2 separate regions of the Homo sapiens genome follow, and region 1 is linked to region 2. A link is a loop called in an ENCODE intact Hi-C map of the cell type or tissue named here. Cell type or tissue: dorsolateral prefrontal cortex. All regions are shown on one strand. Links, peaks and the distances in the headings refer to the core of each region. The heading gives the core; the rest is flanking DNA. Region 1 has its middle 170 kb from the start of TTLL2. Region 2 overlaps LINC02538 (long intergenic non-protein coding RNA 2538).

What was found. A loop is a pair of places that touch in the nucleus more often than their neighbours do. Peaks named below come from ENCODE experiments on the same cell type or tissue, not always from the same donor. Only the 100,000 strongest peaks of a DNase experiment are listed, where the experiment ranks them.
Region 1: it touches region 2 in a loop (4-fold over the local background); 8 of 110 quality-filtered maps call a loop at or near these places.

What each region holds. Positions count from the first base shown.
Region 1 is chr6:167,493,177-167,498,549 of GRCh38, forward strand. No RefSeq gene overlaps it. Among named protein-coding and RNA genes, the nearest start is that of TTLL2, 170 kb to the left of the region's middle. RefSeq lists an enhancer at 1-604. In dorsolateral prefrontal cortex, for the core only: no CTCF peak of the experiment used is centred there; a DNase peak (open chromatin) is centred at 3,155; H3K4me3 peaks cover 845 bases; H3K27ac peaks cover 1,498 bases.
Region 2 is chr6:167,664,552-167,669,924 of GRCh38, forward strand. LINC02538 (long intergenic non-protein coding RNA 2538) reads right to left here. Exons shown (of 3, transcript NR_117091.1): 3 at 2,289-5,373. Among named protein-coding and RNA genes, the nearest start is that of LINC02538, 12 kb to the right of the region's middle. In dorsolateral prefrontal cortex, for the core only: no CTCF peak of the experiment used is centred there; no DNase peak of the experiment used is centred there; H3K27ac peaks cover 2,258 bases.

The DNA of each region.
Region 1 (5,373 bases), core at 293-5,292, 170 kb before region 2:
ACTCCCATGCACACACTCCATGCACACAGTCCCATGCACACACTCCATGCACACAGTCCCATGCACACACACTCCATGCACACAGTCCCATGCACACACACTCCATGCACAAAGTCCCATGCATGCACTCCCATGCACACACACTCCATGCACACACACTCCATGCACACAGTCCCATGCACACACATTCCCATGCACACAGTCCCATGCACGCACTCCCATGCACACACACTCCATGCACACACTCCCATGCACACACACTCCCATGCACACACACTCCATGCACACACTCACATGCACACACACTCCATGCACACAGTCCCATGCACACACTCCCACGCACACACACTCCCATGCACACACACTCCTATGCACACAGTCCCATGCACACACTCCCATGCACACACAGTCCCATGCACACACACTCACATGCACACAGTCCCATGCACACACAGTCCCATGCACACACTCCCATGCACACACTCTCATGCACACAAACATCCATGCACACAAACATCCTCGCACACACCCTCCCATGCACACACATTTTAGAAACGTGACCAGTTCCTTAGGGTGCTCTCCTTTAAAAGGGCAACAGGAAGGCTGGGGGTCAGTTGTGCAGCCTATACTTACCCTCTTCTGTGACCAAGAGCTCGGGGGTCCCCAGCTAACCTCCCCTACTGCTTTAGATATATGCATTTTTACTCATCTTTGATATTTTGGAAAAGACAACATGTTCCATGCAAGTCCCTTTGAATGCTGCCCCTGCAAGCCAGCTCAGAGGGAACACGCCCCTCCACACCCCCCGCACTAGGCCTTGGGTGCGGCCCGTCCGCCTCTCACAGAGCAGATGGCTGTGGCTCCCTCCAAGGCAGAGGTCACCCCGCCTGACCAGAACCGCTTGTGTTCTCTGGAGTGAATGGGACATGAGCGTAACAGGGGCGGGGAAGGCGGGAGAAGGGTTGAGGGGAATGTGTGGGATCTGCCTCCATCGAGCTGCAGGCGCGGGTCTGAGCCCTGATAGCAAGTGTGAGGGCTGGTGCTGACGCAGGGCTCCCCCGAGACCCAGTCGGGTGTGGAGCTGCCTGGGAGGAGGCCTGAGGGGGTGGGGGAGGCTAAGAACAGGAGAAGAAGCAGCTTTTTCTCATGATGGAGCGGGAGCTAAGAACAGGAGAAGCAGCTTTTCACATGGTGGAGTGGCGGGGCGAAGAACAGAAGAAGCGGCTTTTTCACATGATGGGGGGAGCTAAGAACAGTAGAAGCAGCTTTTCACATGATGGAGTAGGGGTGGCGAAGAACAGAAGCAGCAGCTTTTTCACGTGATGGGCCGCGGTGCTGGATTTTGTGCCAACCTGACTGGGCTGCGGGTGAAACATTATCCCGGGTGTGTCCAGAGGGTGTTTTGGGCGAGATCAGCATTTGACTCGCTGCACTAAGTAAAGTGGGTGTCCTCCCTGATGTGTGTGTGTGTGAGGGCTCATCCAGCAGCAGAAACCTCAACAGAACACGCACCAGGAACCCCCTGACCCCCGGAGGAGAGGGGAGTTCTTCCTGCCTCATAGCCTTCGAAGTGGGACCTCGGCTTTTTTCCTGCTTTTGAACTCGAGCAGAATCTTAAGTTCTTCTGGATCTCAAGCTGCTCCTCCAGACTGAAGGACCCCCGCGCCTCTTCGGGTCACCAGCTGAACCTCACGCAACAGATCCTGCGACGCACCAGCTACGGGGATAGTGGAAGCCGTTCCTCCCAATCAGTGTGTATCTGCCTCTCCCAGTGGTTCTGTCGCTCTGGAGAACCCTGACCAGTACAGCAGTGAGGTCCCATCATGCAGTTTCATGGGAAACAGAGGTGACTGGGCCGGAATGTGTCACACACACACACTCACACACACACATACATACACACACGCATACACACTTACATACACATACACACGCACACAGAGAGACACACATACACATATACACACTCACACACACAAACACGCTTATACCCAGATTTACACACTCACACGCGTACACTTACACACATTTATACACACATACACACATGCTTATACGTACACACTTACACACAAACACTATACACACATACACACACTTATACATATACACACATACGTTTATACACACACATATACATACACACACGATACACACATACACATACACACTCACACAGAGACACGCATACACATGTACACACACACAGTTATACAGAGATTTACACACACAAATACACCTACACACATGCTTATACACACACACTTATACACAAACACATTTATACACACATACACACACTGATACATACACACACACACACATACACTTATACACACACACACACACATCTGGGTCCACCAGGAAGAGTTGAGAAATTCTTCAAGGGTGCTAAGAAGCTGATGGGGACCGTGGCATTAGCTTGGAACACTTGTCATTTGGACCCAAAGTCACATCCACTGCTGAGCCCGAGGCTGCAGGAACAGTGGACCTGGGTGAGCAGAAGGCGAGGCGGAGTCCAGATCTTTCCCAGGAAAACATCACCTGGCGTTGGAAATGAAACGCAGCCCTTCAGCGGGCTCACCTACAATCAGGCACTCCAGCATTAGCTGTTTAGAGCCAGGCTACCATTTCCTGGATTCTCTTCTGTTTTCCATACCCGGAGCTTTCTTAGTTTTTTCTCTGGGTTTCATGAATTCATCAGTGGCCAGGCATTGTTTTATCAGATGTGCCAAACGCTGATAAGGACACAGTTCGCCCTTTCTATTTGCATTTGAATTCTTTCTCTGGTCTGACTTCTTGAGCCAGCAGGATTTATTTCTGCCCTGGCATCTGGTGAGCCGCCTCCCGGCGGCTGCTGCCTTCCTGGGTACATTTCAGTCTCCAGGCTTTTCTAGCCACAGGGACCCTGGGGACATCTCCAAGGCAAGTCCTAATATAGCTCATTTCATCCCTCTGTCAATGTCCTCCACGCCTTGAATAATTATCATATGAAAACCTTTGAGAGCAGAGCACCCCTGATTCTGATTTTCCCCAGCTAGATAGATTCCCACGCCGTCTGTCTTTGAGCCAGCTCTGGGCCAGGGAGCCAGGCAGAATTTGCAGAGAGGTTCTCAGTCACCCACCCTGCCCCTGAACTCAACAATGAGACCATCCAGCCGGGGCAGCTGCGTTCAGTCTCTGGCCACCTCCCATCTCCTGCCGCCACTGTCTTGCCATTGTTTATAGTGTGACACTCTCCACAATGAATCTAATCCATAGAAAACAGCACCCAGCTACATACAGAATTTTACAAATAAATCTACAGATGCCCCTACCATGACATGAAGGAAAAATAAAATGAAAATAACTAATGAAAAAAATCCTGTGTTTATGTGTTTAGTATGTAAATTCTCAAGCATGATTACCCTAGAGGAAAGGGCTCTAATTTTATCCGAAACCCCTGAGTGAAGATGTGTTTCAGAATTCCTGTTTCCAAGGACTTTTTCATGGAAATGGCCTCCTTACATTGCACATTCGATCAACTCTGTTAGGACCTGGAGCAGCATCTTCTAATCAAACACATTAATGGTTCCCAAGCACAATGTGTAATCACACAGAGCAGGATTTTAGAAATTGGCTATTAATAGCCTCACACGAGTATAGCACAGACTCCCCTTGGGTTGGGCATGCAGCCCCCGGCCCTGGGACCTGGCCCCAAGCCCCCGACCACCACCTCATGGAAGCACGTGCTCTGACCTGCCGTGCCTCGGAGTGACAGGGCTGGCCCACACAGCAGTGCCACCTGGGTGGAGTAGCACCTGGAGCCCCACCTAAGCCCACATAGGCCCTGTTCCCATTTCTCTTCTGGGTGGCCCCTCCGACCCTGTAGTCCATGTATGGGGCTGACCAACTCTGGGACTTGCCCCTGGGGGTTGTTCTGGGGCCAATGGCCGAGCCCTGTTCCAGGCTGACAGCCTGGCCCAGGATGGCTCCCACTGGTAGGCACAGCATGTCTCCTACACAATCGTGTGAGACTGGGCTGCCAGAATGGGGCTGACGTGCTGGTTGTAGGTGATTCAAATAGTTTAAATAATCAGGGCTCTTCAGAAGAGGCTTTGCCTGGGGCCTTGCACACCCCAGTCGTGTCCTGTTGTTTCAGGTCAGATTTTGCCACTAAATGGATGAAGAAAAGCACTTTGGGTTTTCAAGGCTGTTTAGAATTCTGAGCTACAGGTAAGGAATTATAGATCAATAGACACAAGCTTTTATTTGTGTACACCATCTTGTAAGTGTGAGAATTACAAGTGTGAGAGTACAGGGTACCGGCACCTGAGGACTGCAGGGCCATTGACATCAGCGGCGTGAGTACAGGGTACCGGCACCTGAGGACTGCAGGGCCATTGACATCAGCGGCGTGATTTCCCAAGATGGTAAATAATTCCCAGAAAATCCTCAAACAAAACAAAGTTCAATCTTTATTCTAGTTACATTCTCGGAACATTCAGTGTACGCTAAAGCCATGCAAAAAATTCTTGATGTTTACATACAAAATGGAGTCAGGTTCCAGTGCAAAGAATTACAAGCCAACTTCTAGCTCCCTAGGGACCCGGTGAGACATCTGGAAGGTATGAAGGATATAAGTCAGAGCCAGCTTGATATGATTTATCTGTGTCCCCACCCAAATCTCATCTTGATTATAGTTCCCATAGTCCCATGTCGTGGGGGGAGCCTGGTGGGAAGGAATTGAATCATGGGGGTGGTTTCCCCCATGCTGCTGTTGTCGTGATAGTGAGTGAGTTCTCACGACATCTGGTGGTTTTATAAGAGGCTTTTTCCCCTTTGCTCGGCACTTCTCCTTCCTGCCATCATGTGAAGAAGGACGAGTTTGCTTCCCCTTCCGCCATGATTGTCAGTTTGCTGAGCCCTCCCCAGCCATGCTGAACTGTGAGTCAATTAAACCTCTTTCCTGTAAAAATTACCCAGTTTCAGGCAGTCCTTTATAGCAGTGTGGAATAGACTAATACACAGCTCTTCTCTATTAGGAGATGTCCCCACTCTGTGGGACAAGCACCCCAGCCTCCATCCACTAAATGATGAATGTGCCCCCCAATCATCTCCGCAGCCTGGCACAGCCGCACAAATTCCCACCCAGCTCCTTATGGTGGTTCTGCCCCTTCCCCCTCCTCACCTGCACGGCAGAGCCCCTCACAAGATCCTCCCACGACGGCTGGGCTGGAGACCAGTGACCAAATACCAAGCACCCGTGCACTGGCCCTGTTAGGAGTTAAACTGTGTCTCCCTAAAAAGGCATGTTGGAGTCCTAAGTTACCCCAGAATGTGACTGTGTGTGAAAACCTGGCCTTAATGAGGAAATCAAGTTAAAAATGAGGT
Region 2 (5,373 bases), core at 306-5,305:
AGGCTCTTGTGAATACAATCATGAGGTCATAGTGTGCCCAAACAGACATGTCTCAGACAAACAGGAACCTGGGAAATGGCCACTGACATGGAGTCAGGTGCAACTTGCTCTCAGGGTGCAGAATGATTCTAGAGTCTGTGTTACGAAGAGAAGCCCAGATAGAAACTGGGGAACAGGTCCAGGGGGAGGTGACCAGGTGAGCAGAGCAGAGAATCCAGGACGGTGGCCAGAGGCAGGAGCAGAGCTGGGGAGCAGGCTTCAAGCTCATGCTTCCAGCACCTCTGTGTGTGCACATGTTATGTACATGTGTGTGCGTGCATATGTGTGTACTTGTGAGCACATGTGTGTCTGCATATTCGCATGTGTGTGCACATGCATGTGGGTATTGTGTGCTTGTGTGCACAAATGTCTTCCTGTGTTTATATGTATGCATTGTGCATACTTCTGTGTGCATATAAACATGCGTGTGCATGTGTGCATGTCTGTGCACGTGTGTGTGTTTCTGGGAGAGAAGATCAGGCCAGTTCAGACTGCCTGAGTGAGCACTGTAGAGAAAGGCAGGGAAAATAGCCTTTGCCAGCATTCTTGTTTGTCCAAAATAAGGGAAGCGGTTGGATTCTGAAGGGCGTGCTGCTGTAATTCTCATCACCACTGTCCCCATCACTGTCTAATTCATGCAAACACTTGCCTGCAGCTGCTTCAGGAAAAGGCCTTTATTATCCCAGGCCCCTCCTCCCCCGTGCCTTCTGACCCGCGTGCAGAGCCCTCGGGAGCCCATGTTTCCTGCCCATGTTTGTGGGAGCCTGGTGATGGGTTCCTCAACCTGGCCCTCCATGAGCCTCTTCAATCACTTCTCCTTCAGAGAATGAATAGCCTCCCACACAAACATGAGTGATTGGGAACCTTGGGAACTGTGGAAGTTTCAGCTTAAATTCTTCTCTGAAGTTTTTCCAAAGCCCAGCTGACACTGAGCGTGTGGATTTGAGGAGAAAAGGACTTATGGGTTTCACCTGAAACTTGCAAGCTTAGTTTCCTTCAAAACGTACAACACATAGGCTGGATTCCTCCTCCACTGCTGATCCCCATCCCCCAAGCCACCACGGTTCAGATCGTGGAATTTAAAAGGGTAGTGTGCGCACACACACACACGGATATGCAAACACATGTGTGTGCTCACAATTACACACACGCACACACGTACATAACATGTGCTCACATACAGAGGTGCTGGAAGCTTGAGCTTGAAGCCTTCTCCCCAGCTCTGCTCCTGCCTCTGGCCACCGTCCTGGATTCTCTGCTCTGCTCACCTGGTCACCAGCCCCTGGGCCTGTAATTTAAAGAATTTCTCATTGGCTGTGTGACGTTGGGCAACTGACTTAACCTCTCTGTGCCTCAGCTGTAAAATGGACATAGTAATAATAATGCCCTCCCTCTCAAGGCTGTGGTGAGAATAAAACAAGTAGATGCATTTGAAGTACAAGTGGCACCCACCGTGTGTCACCTGTGTACGTGCATGTCATTCTCCCCGTGTGACCACTGGGAACGTCCAGGCCCACGCCGATCTCCAGGAGGAGGATTGGGGCCGAAGTTGAGTCGGTCACCCATGGCCAATGATGTAATCAATCACGGCTCTGTAACGAAGCCTCCATAAACACCCGAGAAGACTGGGATGGAGGAGCCTCAGGGTAGCTGGCCTCATGGAGGGTGGTGCCTGCGGCCGGCAGGGAAGCTTCACCCCTCCCCCAGCCCTCACCTACACATCTCTTCATTGACCGGTTCATCTGCGCCCTTTGCAATAAAGGGGTAAACATAAGTCGAGCGTTTCTCCGAGTTCTGTGAGCCGAGCTAGCAAATTAACCAAACCCAAGGAGAGGGTCTGGGAACCCTGATGTACACAGAGCCAGCCGGTCAGAAACACACGGGCTTGTGGTTGGCACCTGAAGTGGGGGCCTTCTCGTGTGACTGAGCCCTCAACCTGTGGGTCTGGAACTCATTCCAGCTGGACAGCGTCAGGATTGATTGAACTACAGGACCCGGGGCCCCTCCTGACGCTGCCCCTTTCGGAGGTGGGGACGCGCTTGTCTGGGTGAGCACCTGCTGGGGGTTTGACACTGGAAGACCTTCGAGGCAGCAGGAGGCTCAGGACCTCCCCAGAAGACCCTTCCCCTCTGACACTGGAAATACAAAGTTTCATTTCCACAAGCCCATGGTTTTGTGCTCACTCTGCACTAGGACGCAACACGGGGTCGGGAGAGATTGTGTGGAAAAATAAAACATGGCCAGACCCATTTTCTTACCAATTTTCAAGTGGATTTCGGGTATCAAATGATCATCTTTGTTTTTTTGTGCAGCAGGATATTAATCAGTGTTAGAGGGAGGGAGATTCTGGGACAGGCTGCGGCGCAGATGAGTCTTCAGGGCCGCTGAGTGACGCGAGCCAGCCACAGAGGACAAATCCTGCCCAACTCCACTTAGGTGGGGTCCGAAGAGTTGTCAGGTTCATGGAGACAGGAAGGAGAAGGCAGGTGCCAGGGGCTGTGGGAGGGGAGGGAGTGTTTACCGACGACAGAGTTTCCGTTTGGGAAGACGAAGAAGCTCTGTGGGTGGAAGGTGGTGATGATGAACACACTTAATGCCTCCAAACTGTACAATTAAAAATGGTGACAAAGGCCCCAGTGTTACGTGAAGCACATTTCACAGTGAAAATCACGCCTCATGGGGCCAGCCCGCTCCACTCGGAGAGGAGGAAGCTGCTCTTCCCCAGAGTGCGCGTTTTCAGGACAGCATTTTCAGATGTGCTGTGTTGCATGAGGACTGTGGAGAGTGTGAGAAGGGGAGGCCAGCCAGGCAGGGCCCACAGACAGCAGGGGTCAAACCATGGACATCTTTAGGGCATTTGTCCCTCCTGGTCCTTGGGAACAGCCCCAATTGTCCCCCTGGAGTGTGTCTGTGGCATTGGGCCCCCCTGGAGCGCCAGGGTTGGGGTGGGCAGTGGGGTGGGCAGAGTGCCGTAAGCTGGGTCTCTCAGTGGCTCCTCTCCTTCCAGCCAATGTGCAATGCAGTCCAGCTCAGTCTCTGCAAGCCCAGCCATGGAGGACTCCACACAGGTACAGACCCATGACTGTCACTCCAGGTCTGCCGTGAGCCACTCCAGTTCACCGGCCAGCACCCCATCTTTAGACAGCGGGTGCGTAAGTCAGCCAGGTCCTGTGTCGCTTAAGCCTTCCTTCCTTGATATGTCCCAAAACGGCCTCTCGAGCTGCGGGGCAAGGCCTCCAGTCCTGCGTCTTGTGTTTGGGGAGCACGTCAGCTTCCAGGGCAGCAAACTCGCGGTGCTTCCTCTAAATGCTTAGACTATGGTACAAAAGATCCAAGAAATGCCAGTGGCATTCGGTTCCCCTTGCTGTGTCCTCCTGGCCCTTTCCATGAACCTTTTGTTCTGACAGGGAGGACGGCCGGTGGCCTGGGTCTCACACTCGGCCACTTGAGTTCCCCGTGGGCCTCTGCAGCCTCCTCTGTGGGCCACATGTGTGTGGTTTGGGCAGAACGGGAGACTTCACAGGCCTCTGCTGGGAGCTCGCTTGTTTATTTTGGAAGAATTGTTTGTCTCTGCTGCTGACAGTGCAGCCTGAATCCTGTTTTGTTATTTCGCCGTCCGCGTGTTCTGTCAAAGACCAGTGGCCTTCTGCCCTCATCTGCTGCCTGTTTTGTTATTTCGCCGTCCGCATATTCTGTCAAAGACCAGTGGCCTTCTGCCCTCATCCGCCACCTGTTTTGTTATTTCGCCATCCGCGTGTTCTGTCAAAGACCAGTGGCCTTCTGCCCTCATCTGCTGACCGCCTGACTGCACTAAGCAGCATTAGATGACATTTTTCCGTCACTGAATTTTTAGGTCAAGCCAGTTCTATCGCTGCAGAATAGATAACTGAACGGCAGCGTGACAGCCTTTGGGGCAGGGGGGCCGTCTCCGGATAAGACACGTTTGTCTTTTTCCCAGGCACACAGCCTTTGCCGTTTCAGAGCCAGGGCTTTTCCTGAAGACTGCATTTCTATCAGCTGCACCTTGTGCAGGTCCCACCCCCTCATGCCCCTCCCTTACTCTAACAGGTGCAGAAGGGGAAGGAATGTCTGTGCTTTTCCAGGTTGCGTCCTTTCTGTAATGTGACTCACCTGTTCCGCAATATTTTTTAAGCATTTACAGGCTGCGCAGAATTGCGGAGGATGAAAGTTTGACAGAGACGTGGGCTGACCTGAGGGAGTCATGGGCAGCAAGGCCAGTGACAAGGCAGATACAAGAATAACTGCAGCGTAGGGACCGAATAGTGCACGCTGCAGCCTCCCGGGGGTGCAGCCAGTGGGGGATGAACAGACCCGTGGTCCTCCACACAGAGGTCAGCACACATCCAGGTGCATTTCCAAACACACCAGGTTGGTGTGTCTGCCAGGACCCCTGAGCAACCAAAGCCCACAGTGCCCCTCCCTGCCCCCGGCCCACCCCGTCCAGGACCCTCACCGACTGCCTACAGCCACTGAAGGGTAGAAGGGACCCGAACTTGGTCGAAGAGGAGGAAGCTGCTCTTCCCCAAAGCGCACATTTTCAGGACAGCATTTTTAGAGGCGCTGTGTTGCATGAGAACTGTGGAGAGTGTGAGGAGGGGAGGCCAGCCAGGCAGGGGCCACAGAGAGCAGGGGTCAATCCATGGACGTCTTTAGGGTCTCTGCCCATCTTGGTCCTCAGGAACAGCCCCAGTTGCTCCCCATGAAGTGCATCTATGGCATTGGGGCCCCCCGGAGCACCAAGGTTGGGGCTGACAGTGGGGTCGGCAGAGCGCCATGAGCTGGGACAGGAGGCGTCCCCTCTCCTTCCAGCCAATGCACTGGGCTGGACCCCCAGGTTTACAGAAAAGTGGGGCAGACCCTGGAGAACTGCTTTGTCATGAGATGGGGTGCTCACCCCCACCAGGCATAGCGTTCCTCCTTGCCCCTGGTAGTGCAAGGACCAGGCCATACCCATCGCAGTGTGGAAGCTGAGTCCATGCAGTGTCCGGTGGCGAGTGCTGTGCCCACTGGGAGGCTCGCCGAAAGCCATCCAAGAGGTCTGGGCTCCTCTGAGGCTGACTCGAGGGGGCTGCCCAGACAGAAAATCCTGGCCTTGCGATTTCAATCTCAGACCAACCCACCTGTGAACACTGCCTTCTCATGTGGACGTGGGGAATGAGGAGGAGACACGGCAAGCTTGGGACCAAAGGAAAAAGAGGCTGACCTTGAAGCCTCCTCCAGTGAGGGACAAAAAGTCACGGCCTCAGCTGGCAGAAGGTGCTTGATAAACCACAGGCTCCTGCCCCCAGCACTCTGGCCCCAGGGACACTCAGA